2 separate regions of the Homo sapiens genome follow, and region 1 is linked to region 2. Evidence: chromatin contacts called from ENCODE Hi-C or POLR2A ChIA-PET data. All regions are on one chromosome and are shown on one strand. The core of a region is the stretch at or near the end of the contact, and the rest is flanking DNA. Distances in the headings are between cores, read along the strand shown.

Evidence for each region. A loop is a pair of places that touch in the nucleus more often than their neighbours do. ChIA-PET counts read pairs that join two places held with the same protein, here RNA polymerase II (POLR2A). Pooled maps may share reads with other maps.
Region 1: a loop to region 2 is called in a map of mammary epithelial cell, with 7 times the contacts of the local background. The contact joins the enhancer-like site here to the promoter of TTC27 in region 2. A Hi-C loop is called at or near these places in 3 of 168 maps with a recorded cell type or tissue (ascending aorta, heart left ventricle and mammary epithelial cell) and 13 of 50 pooled maps. POLR2A ChIA-PET finds 5 or more read pairs at or near these places in 3 of 52 experiments (A673, HEK293 and WTC11).

Annotation. Positions count from the first base shown.
Region 1 is chr2:33,031,947-33,037,846 of GRCh38, reverse strand. All of the region lies in intron 3 of LTBP1 (latent transforming growth factor beta binding protein 1), which reads right to left. Among named protein-coding and RNA genes, the nearest start is that of LTBP1, 88 kb to the right of the region's middle. Within about 2 kb of position 3,837, at least 5 of the 41 ENCODE cell types and tissues checked have a DNase peak (open chromatin) inside an H3K27ac peak, as active enhancers do; they include ascending aorta, where a contact is called at or near this core.
Region 2 is chr2:32,624,090-32,629,483 of GRCh38, reverse strand. TTC27 (tetratricopeptide repeat domain 27) reads right to left here and starts at 1,434. Exons shown (of 20, transcript NM_017735.5): 1 at 1,104-1,434. The coding sequence starts at 1,191. LOC124905985 (a long non-coding RNA gene) reads left to right here and starts at 2,706. Exons shown (of 3, transcript XR_007086273.1): 1 at 2,706-2,851; 2 at 3,528-3,645; 3 at 4,314-4,721. RefSeq lists a silencer at 945-1,074 and enhancers at 1,325-1,384, 913-1,572, 1,795-1,854, 1,573-2,234.

The DNA.
Region 1 (5,900 bases), core at 2,588-5,087, 410 kb before region 2:
ACTTGGGTGGCTGAGGTGGGAGAATTGCTTAAGCCCAGCAGGTCAAGGCTGCAGTGAGCCATGGTCATGCCACGGCACTCTAGCCTGAGCGACAGAGTGAGGCCTTTTCTCAAAAAAATAAATAAAATAAAAACTATATCTTCAGGAATTCTAGAAATAAAATTCCAATGAATACTCACAATCAGAAATCACAAAATGAACAAGGAAACAAGCCAGAATCAGAGGAAAAATAAAAGTGCCAAATCAGTCCAGTAACAACTGTAGATTATTAAGACTGCAACTATAAGATACACAATGTATATTTAATATGTAGAAAGAGGTCAAAAATATGACTAAATAATAAGACAACATACACTAAGGAAATTTGAAAAGAGTCAAATAGAACTTTCAGAGATTAAAAAATAAATAACACTTGAAAAGATGACAGTGGGTATAACAGAATAGCAGATTAATAAACTAGAAGAAATCAGCCAGAACCCAGCACAAGAGACACAGATGATTATTACACCTTCCAAGACTTACTACACAATTGCAGCACTTTCAGTAGCATGGCACTGACTTAAGGATACTCAAAAGACCAACACAGTAGGATAGAGGATGGAGAAACAGACTTACATATTTAGAAACTTGAATGAAACATATATGATATGGTAGTTTTTTATAATTTTTTTTATGAGAGGGACAGGGGGAGAATTAGTCAATAAATAGTGCTAAGACAATAAGTTAGCCATATGGAAAAAAAATCACACATACTCAAAAATCATTTCCAGGTACATTACAGGAAATGTGAAAGAAAAAGCTTTTAGAAGAAAATCTAGAAAAATATAGCAATGAGATAGAAATGGATCCCATTTTATAAAGAAAGCATGATCAATGTAACTACTCTGGACAAGAGGCTTTTAAGCATTTTTTGACGAGTTCACTGTAAGAAAGCCATTTTACATAGCAGTGTGTGTTCCAAAAACAAAAGTTTCATGAAACAACACCTACCCTTAATATGAGGGAAGCATTTTGATATTTTTCTATTGCATGCTAAAAAAGCTTTTTAAACTATGCAACAGAAGACTTGTAGAAAAATGTTCATCACGAGGCTGGGCACAGTGTCTCACGCCTGTAATCCCAGCACTTTGGGAAGACAAGGTGGGTGGATCAACTGAGGTCAGGAGTACAAGACCAGACTGGCCAACATGGTGAAACCCCGTCTCTACTAAAAATACAAAACTTAGCCAGACATGGTGGCACACACCTGTAATCCCAGCTACTTGGGAGGCTAAGGCAGGAGAATAGCTTGAACCCAGGAGGCGGAGGTTGCAGTGAGCTGAGATTGCCCCACTGCACTCCAGCCTGGGTGACAGAGTGAGACTCCGTCTCAAAAAAAGAAAAAAAAAAACGTTCATCATGACCCTGTTGTAACAGCAAAACACTAAAAACAACCCAGTGTTCATTATCAGTAGAAATGATAAATTGTAGTATACTGACATAATGGGCTACTGTAAAAAGTAAAAGAATCCCCAGCTTTAATCAGTGGTTCTCAAAGTGCAGACCCCTCCAGCAGCATTCAGCATTGGCACCACCTGCGAGTTTGTCAGCCACCCAAATTCTCCACCCCTCCCCAGACCCACCAAATCGGAAACTCTGAGGTGGGGCCCAACAAGCCGTATTTTATCTAGCAAGCCCTCCACCGGCGATTCTGATTCATGCTCCAGTTTGAGAGCCACTGTTACAGAAGAATGTCAAAAACACCTTGAGCAAGAAAAGCAAGTCTCAGAAGAATACAAACAATATGACATTTGTTTAAAAGTCAAAAACTAAACAGCACAGTATCCAGATATACCTAAAAATGTGGTAACACTATAAAGAAAAGCAGGAAATAACTGATATAAATTATTTTCTGGGAAAAAAGGATAAAGGAATTAACAAGGACCACGTAAGAGCCTCTAAGATAATGACAACAGTGTTTTTATTTCTTCAGCTACGTAGTGGGTACAACAGTTTGGGTTTTTTTATTACTATCCTTTAAAATATGTGTGTTGTAAATTATAATCATTATGAACGATCTCTTTTCTAAAAAGAAAAAATGCTGAACTGAGGTTGAGAATGTCAAGTCGTGAACGTAGAATTATACCCCATGTGAACTCAATTCTAACAAACGGCCTACAAAAAATTGAGTACACAGCAAGTGTTAAATATTTGTAGACTATTAAATGTTTACAGTGATTTGATATGCTTTTGCATTCTTCTCCATTCTTCCGAATTTCTCACAATGCATAAAACAACCCAAAAAGAATTTTTTATCTAGAAAGTATGAAGAAATACAGTAGACTATAAAATAATTTGGTGTCCACCTCACCATCACTCCCATTTCAAGCTTGCTCTCTTTTCCGGATTTAAAATTCAAATCCTGACTACACAGTTTAGCCTATGAAAAGATAATGGTCTTCTATTCTGGTCTCAAAATGTGTTTTTCCTCTCTAATTTTTCAAAACACTTTCATGGAACTCTACGCAGTTTTGCTTACTTCTCATCTCCATATCAAGGTATATAGCCAGTTAGAATTTTTTAAATTAAAAGCAATTTATGTGTCATTTAGAACTAAGTAAAACTACACAAGAAAATCTCTTATAAATCATACAAGGACTGCTTTAAGAAACTCATTTGTTTCTAATTTATTTTCTCCATTAGCAACGTGTTGCTAAAATCACAAGAGAATAGAACATTGCTCATATGAATTAATTCCTATCCATCGGCAACAAGGGGAACCAAGGGTCGGCTACGGCATCCAAAGAAAGGCAATTATGCACAATGAGCAAAGAAGGTGGTTCGAGGTTGCACTGCCAAGAAATGACATATTCCAGTGGAGTTAAACCCCCCTCTTCAAATTTTGGCATTCTGCGGTATAAAAATAAAACTGAAGAACATTGAAAAGCAAAGCTTGCCACCTGCTGCCCACTGGCATAATCGTAAATGTTCAAATTGCATCCTTTTTTTTTTATTTAAACCCTTCTACTAATTGATTGGCATGGATATTTCCATATTGCGTATTTATTCATTTTCACCAGTCTCTGAGAGGAAATGTCAGCCCCTCAAATTTTTAACCAGATGCTATTTCAAACCCTATACATAATCAGCTATAACCAGTGCACCTCTAACCAGAAAGCAAACCCAACTTCCAAATGGTTATATATGTTGTGTACTGTATATAATAAATCCACCAAAATGCAGTTGTGCTCATTATAGTATCCAGACCAGGGAAGAATTCCTTTGAAAATGTGCCAGCTCTGTCCTATGCTTCCAGGCCTGTCATCATTCTAGATGATATGGAATACAAAACCCATTTTCTGATCCTTATAGATTTTAAAATCCAAACATTAATAGCTTAACTCCCTTCAGCTAGTTTATAAATAGTTGATATACATTCACACTACAAAATTTCAAGTAGAAGCCCAGCTAAAACACCTCAAAGATCAGCTTTAAACATTTAAACTTAAATACCTTAATTATATTAATACCGACAAGTGTTTTCATGGGTTCTGAAAATGTTTTCAGTATTCTTTTTCATTTGCACTTATTCTAAAGAAGTCTGAGAAATAAATGCATTTTAGCCTTTTTTTTTTTTTTAGAACAACAATCCTTCAAGTCTCGTCTCTTTCTTCTAACTCTGTAGATTTGCGTATCCATGCCATCATTCCCTCAAAAACAATCCAGAACGCTGCTAAGGAGAAAGTGAAACTTTGAATTAAAGAAGAAAATGCCATCTGAGAGAAAGATGCCCTAACAGCCAGTCACAAACCCAATTAGGACGGTGAATGATGCAAACACGACTCCATCTGCTCTCCTGTCCCCCAGGGAGCCGGGGAGGGGGTTAGGGCTGTGGCCTCTTGAGAGGCTTATATGGCAAACAGTCTCATCACATCACATCGATAACTCCTGAGGCGCTTTGAAATACAACTTTAAAGGCTTCTGCCTGCTGAAACTGTCCATACGCAAAATAGCACCAAAGCTAGTTGAAGTTTTTTCAAGTTTTGTCTGGGAACTACTATAAAGCAGACAATAAAAAATAATTCATTTTCAAGACAGATGGCACCATAATGTTGCACTATTTTCTAGTGTGCATTTTTTCCTAAACACTAGAGGCAGCGTCTCCATACAAAAGAAAGTCCATCCAGCTGCAGCCAGTTAGCTTTCAGATTGCTGTTTCTGTAGAACATCACACACATTAAAAAAAAAAAAAAGTCCCTTTTTTCCCCCACCATAGTCAGCTCAACCCTTTCTTCTAAAACTCTACAGGAGCTATTATTTCATGCATTATTATTGTCAGTGTTTCTGATCTCTTTCCCGCTTGCATCTGATTGTTCACACCTGAGAACACCTAGAAGTGGTTTGTACTTGTAAGGTTAAAGTTTAGTTAGATCTTCCTACATGCTGTCTGCAATTCAGAAGGGTGCCTGGTGCACACAGGTAATGATACAGTAAGTTAATCCTTTAATTAATTAAATCCAGGCCCATTAACACCAGAACTGGGCTTTGACTGAACAGATAAAATATCTGACTTAATATCAACAGAGGGGACAGTATTACATGTTTTGTCCTATGAAAATATAGCTCTCTACTAAAAATGAAAAAAAAAACCACTTACACTAGAAATGATGGAAGAAACATTCCAGTTATCAATTATTCATTGAAACTAAAGACTATTTAGTTTGGCTGCTAGCACACTGCCTGGCACACAGTAAATATTCAACAAATACATGTGAAATTGAAAGTCCCAATCATTTCTTTTGGTTTCTTGTCAAAGACTTCCTAATGGAGCTTGATCAAATCCTTGTTTTTCATGAACATCCTAAATTATTTGAACATAAAGCTGAGCTTGATCAAATCCTTGTTTTTTATGAACATCCTAAATTAATCTGAACATAAAGCTGATATGGATATGTAAGTTTTTTAAAAGAAGTATAGCATTTCCTCACTAGGTATGAAAAGCATTTCTGATTCTGTGAAAGGCAATTACCATTATTTTTATCAAGCAGCATGTTACTACACTACTTCACAAAGCAAATCACAAAAACTTTCCTAGCAACTTTAGACCTTAATAGCTAAATTAAATGAATATAAGTCTGAAACAAAAACTGCTTTATTAATAGTATCAAATACATATGCAATTTTTGTGTCATACTGTTACTTATTTTATATTATTTTAAATAATAACTAATGAGAATGCAGTCCAGCTAGGAAGACATTTAGAGCCTAACAACCTGTTGGTTATTATACATCTGTGTGTGATTACCCAAGGTTCCTTTCCAGTTCACCAATACAGGATAATCAAGATGTAGGACTTCTGTCACCTAAAGGAGGAGGAATATAGGTGAGTGGATCACTCCTAGTGTAGCAAGAAAAACACAGAGAAGATACACGGAAGTTGATATCGATAGGGGTAGAGATAACAAAAAGTAGTTATGGCAAAGCTATAAAGCCAACAAAGATAAAGGTAGAAAACTCTTGAACATTTGAAACAGGAAAAAAGACCTTGATTATTCTACAGAGCATGATGTGTTAGTTTGATCAACACAGAAGGAAATCAAATCTGGTTTTGATTATGGGTTGATGAATTTGAGTCTAGGGATAGAGTGTAATAAGGAACAGGAAGCCTTCAATGATATCCCCTACTTTCCTGTTCCTAAAGAGGATAAGATTACATATCATTCCATTTAACATAGGTAGAGAGAGAGATCAACATTAGACTACACATAATTCCTTAACCCGAATCCAAAGGAATTATTTTCTTGACTGGCAGTCTGAATCCTTCCTGTTTTAAAGGGAATCAGATCCCTCTCCTCTCAAGTCCCTGTGCAAGACAGACACTCCACAGGGCCAGCTCCTCTAGGCCTCCCTCTCTCTCATCT
Region 2 (5,394 bases), core at 185-2,684:
CAGCCTAGGCGACAGAGCGAGACTCTGTCTCAAAAAAATAAAAAAAATAAATCATTGCCGCCTAGGCCGTGCATGGTGGCTCATGGCTGTAATCCCAGCACTTTGGGAGGCCGAGGCGGGTGGATCACCTGAGGTCAGGAGTTCCAGACCAGCCTGACCAACATGATGAAAGCCGTCTCTACTAAAAACACAAAATTAGCCGGGCATGGTGGTGCATGCCTGTAGTCCCAGCTACTTTGGAGGCTGAAGCAGGAGAATCGCTTGAACCGGGGAAGCGGAGGTTGCAGTGAGCCGAGATGGCACCAGTGCACTCCAGCCAGAGCAACAAGAGGGAGACTCCATCCCCCCAAAAAAACAACTTTGCTGCCTCATTTTAGCTCCTCTGCTTACCAACAGTGTGACCTTAAATAAATTACTTAACCAGACCCGGGCGCGGTGGCTCAGGCCTGTAATCCCAGCACTTTGGGAGGCTGAGGCAGGCGAATCATCTGAGGTCAGGAGTTCCAGACCAGCTAGGCCAACATGGTGAAACCTCGACTCTACTAAAAATACAAAATTAGCCGGGCGTGGTGGCGCATGCCTGTAATCCCAGCTACCCTGGAGGCTGAGGCAGGAGAATCACTTGAACCCGGGAGGCGGAGGTTGCAGCGAGCCGAGATCGCGCCATTGCACTCCAGCCTGGGCAAAAAGCAAAACTCCGTCTCAATAAATAAATAAATAAATAAATAAATAAATAAATAAATAGATAAAATAAAATTACTTAACCCAACTGTATTTACAGATCTTCACCGCAAAATGGGATTAAAAATTGAATCTACCTTAAGTATCTACTATAAGCATTAAATGACTGAGTACATGTTAAGGGCTTAGAAAAATAACTGACATTGCCATTGTCATTATTACTGAACCTGGGCGGTAAGAAGTTTTGCGCAAAGAAAGTGAGGACCACGCCCACCATGTCAAAGACTAAACGACCCAAAGCCTCAAGGAATCAGCTAGACTGTGTTAGGGAAAAATGAAGGGAGGGATGAGAATCAGTCGCTGCCATCCCTTTTCCTCACAGTTCCCACGATAGCCTAAGGCCCGGTAGGTGCGCCTCTCACCTGAACCGACGACCCCCTCCTGTTTCCATTGCTGCCGCTCAGCCTCAGTGGGGAATCCCCTCAGAATTGCCAGCTCCGGGGTCCACATCACCCCAGACACCGCTGCAGCCAAAACAGGCTCCCACGAGGGCCACACGGGAGTCAACAAAAGAAAGTGAAAACAGGAGAGTCCAAAGGCGCTGAAATCTAGTGGCGACAGTTACCGTAAATACACCTGCGGCCCTAGAATTCCATGTGCGGATACTACCTCAAGGAGGCGGCCATAACAGCAGCGCGGGGCACCCTGGGAAAAACACGCACGCTCTCTGGTCTGGCTTCCGCCTAGGAGAAGAACCCGAGCTTGAGTAAGGAGCCTGTTGGGTGGTTATGCCCCACCCCGGGGCGGGCAATAGGGGGAGTTGAGGGCGCGGTCGCGCTCAGCCCCGCCCCCAGTGGGACCGCTTCCAAGAACTGTGAACGTGGAAGTGAGTGTGCCTCCCACCGAGGGCTAGGGTTCAAATGCAACTCAAAACGGACGTCTTGGCCAAAGCAGTTTGATTAGAAGGGCTAGAGTTGTGATTCTTAAAGCATTTTGGGTTAGAACGCTCTCGACAACCCGATGAAAACCACAGTCCTTCGCGCAGAGTGCAGGTGGGCCCTTGCTCTCAGCCTAAGGGTACCCTCTCAGGGAATCACAGACCCTCTGACGTGGAGTCGGTGAAGCCCAGGTTGGAACCCCGTCAGCATAGCATGGGTCTTTCGGCGAATGAGCGTGTAAGGAAAGGATCTGGTTTTGACACTGCTCTACATGAATCATGGCCGGGTGGGAAATCTGCCCCTGCCGCTGGTGCAGGGAAGTTTTTGGAACACTGTCGGAACGCTGTAGAAGAGTGATCCCAGGGGTGATCACAAAGAAATTGCAAGGAGACAAACCAGCCTCCGCTGGTACCTTATTTGCACTTCTTTGAATCTTCCTAGCAGCACTCCAAAGAAACAGTTAGAGGGCGGGCGCGGTAGCTCACGCCTGTAATCTCAGCACTTTGGGAGGATGAAGCGGATGGATCACCTGAGGTCAGGAGTTCGAGACCAGCCTGGCCAATATGGTGAAACCCGTCTCTACTAAAAATACAAAAATTAGCCGGACGTAGTGGGGCACCCCTGTAAACCCAGCTACTCGGGACGGTGAGGCGGGGGAATTGCTTGAACCCGGGAGGCGGAGGTTTCAGTGAGCTGAGATGGTGCCACTGCACTCCAGCCTGGGCAATAGGAAAGAGGGAGGGAGGGAGGGAAGAAGGAAGGAAGGGAGGGAGGGAGGGAAGGAGGGAAGGAAAACAGGACTATGGCTTTGTCCCATTGGCTTGACACCTGTACTGAGATATGTCATGTAAGAGCCAGGAGAAAACTGCAGGGTAACTCTGACCACAAGAGCAAAAGCTCTCTGAAAAGAGGCTGACCCGGTACCCAGCTCCAAGGAAGAAGCTAAATAAATGTTAATTCACTTTCTTACTCAGTAAAGAGCCACTCCAGAATGTGAAGGGAGAGGAACTCAGCTCAGCTCATTTCAGCCATTGCCATCAGATACCAAAGGAAGCCGGACCTGACTGTGATTGGAGAAGAGCGGATGCCCTAAAATGTCCTCCCACTGAGAAGTAATTAAAAACTGTTTTTCAGGCCGGGCGCAGTGGCTCACGCCTGTAATCTCAGCACTTTGGGAGGCCGAGGCGGGCGGATCATGAGGTCAGGAGATGGAGACCATCCTGCCTAACAAGGTGAAACCCCATCTCTACTAAAAATATTTTTTTAAAAAATTAGCCGGGCGTAGTGGCGGGCGCCTGTAGTCCCAGCTGCTCAGGAGGCTGCCGCAGGAGAATGGCCTGAACCCAGGAGGCGGAGGTCGCAGTGAGCCAAGATCGCGCCACTGCACTCCAGCCTGGGCAGCAGAGCGAGACTCCGTCTCAAAAAAATAAACAAACAAAAAAAACCCCACTATTTTTCTAGAAAATGATACTTGACCAGGTTGTCTGTTCATTTCCTTAAGTATAAAAGCCAGCACTGTCTAAACTAATTTGATAATTGTTAAAGATGAACGTCTGTAAAAACACACTGGCCGCTCTGCCAAAGTTCCTCACCTGTATGTAGCACCCCGTTAATCCACATAGTAAACTTGCAACTTTCAGTTAAATTCAAGGTTGGTTTGTTTTAAATGTGGTATGCTAGATGATGATGGTGACTGAAGTCTGCCTAATCTCCCTTCAAGCAAAGTGAATTCCAGTAATAAAGTAGGTGGGGAATATGGTCTCGATTAAAAATATGTACATAGTGAGTGGAAATTGAGCAGGCAATGAAATATCTACTGTAGGATTCAGTATAGAATGCCTTGGCTGACGAGTCTATTGGGATCCTGTATGTCACTATCTAAAAGTCTTTTTTTCTTGGGCTGGTCAGATTTCTCCAAAAGACTCTTTAAATCTCCTACCTGGAAGGTGAGGCTCTGGCTGCCACAGTTCCAGGGCCCAGTGGAGATAGAAAGCCAGAAGTCTCCATATTCAAGACTAAGAATGAGGTAAGTGAGAGATACTTTTAACAGAATTTAGGACTATCCTTGGCTTATTTTATGCCTCTAATCCATGTTGTTTCCTTTCTCGTCTCTTATGTCAAGTAGTTCCCAACCTATTACAAAATCTCATCTTCTCTAAACTAGTGATTCTAGCTAAATGTTTATAGTAATGTTTGGTCTACAGTAAAAAATAAATACAATTATAACACCTCTATTTTGAAATACTGTGTGACAAGGAAACAAGGTTTTGCATCGTTTCTTCCAAAAGGAGAAAAAATAGGAAGGAGGATGGCTGGAGATGTAAATTCAACAAGTATTACAAGAGGCTAGGAGATTGGAGAAAATAATGGTGCCATGGGAGCATCAGAGGGGTCAAGGAGGACCAGATCAGAGTTTGGTTGCACTGACTAGAAGGAAGCACAGGGCAAGGACTGGCTCACTCTCTGAAGGAAAGCGGTGGTTGCAGGGCCATTGTTCCGAGGCACACAGGGTTTGGAAAGAGCAGGGGACCAACGGTGTCAGAAGAAGGAAGAATTGTTATGTCAGGAGAAGCCTTCTGGAGAATATTGGTCTTGGGAGACCAGATTTTAAGCTTCATACAACAATTTTATAAAAAGCATTATTCAGGTATAATTGGCATAAAGTGCACATATTTTAACTGTACAATTTGTTAGGTTTTAATTTAGGTATGTACCCATGAACCATCACCACAATCAAGACGGTGAACACATCCATCACTCCTCAAAGTTTCCTTGTTCCTCTTTATAATCCGGCCCTCTTGCCATCCCCATCCTCTACACTCCAAGCAACCACTGATCTGCTGTCACTATTGATGAGTTTGCATTTTCTAGATTTATATAATGGAATCATACAGTATATACTTTTTTTCTGGCTTCTTTCACTTAGCATAATTATTTTGATATTCTTATATAGTACGTATCAATGTTCATTTAAAAAATATAACTGAAGAGTATGTATTGTATGAATACATCACAATGTTTATTTATTCATCTGTGGAGGGATGTTGAAGTTGTTTCCGGTTTTTGGCTACTTCAAATAAAGCTGCCACAAACATTTGCAAACACTGTTAAAAATTATTATTAAATGTGAGCTCTGTTAATGAATATGAAAGGAGATGGAAGGGTCATGAAATGCTATTCGCAATCCTGACTTCCTTATGCTTGAGCTAATGACAAATCCAGCCTCCCTTTCACCACTTAAAAAGATAGGAGACAGAATTAGTTCAAACACATGGCTGGGTGTGGTGGCTCACTTCTGTAATCCCAGCACTTTGTGAGGCCAAGGCGGGCGGATCACCTGAGGTCAGAAGTTTGAGACCAGCCTGGCCAAGATGGTGAAACGCCGTCTCTAATAAAAAAATTAGCTGCACGTGATGACACACGCCTGTAATCCCAGCTACTAGGGAGGCTGAGGTGGGAGGATTGCTTGAACCCGGGAGGTGGAGGTTGCAATGAGCCGAGATTGCACCACTGCACTCCAGCATGGGCGACAAAGCAAGACCCAGCTGGGTGTGGTGGTGCACACCTATAATCCCAGCTACTCGGGAGGGAGGCTCAGGCATGAGAATCGCTTGAAGCCGGGAGGCAGGGGTTGCAGTGAGCTGAAATCATGCCACTGCACTCCAGCCTGGGCGACAGAGCCGAGGCTCTGTCTCAGAAAAAAAAAAGTTTTACATCTTAAGTCTCATAGGTGCTAACAGATACTAACAGAAGAGGGGAACTATTGTTTGAGTAT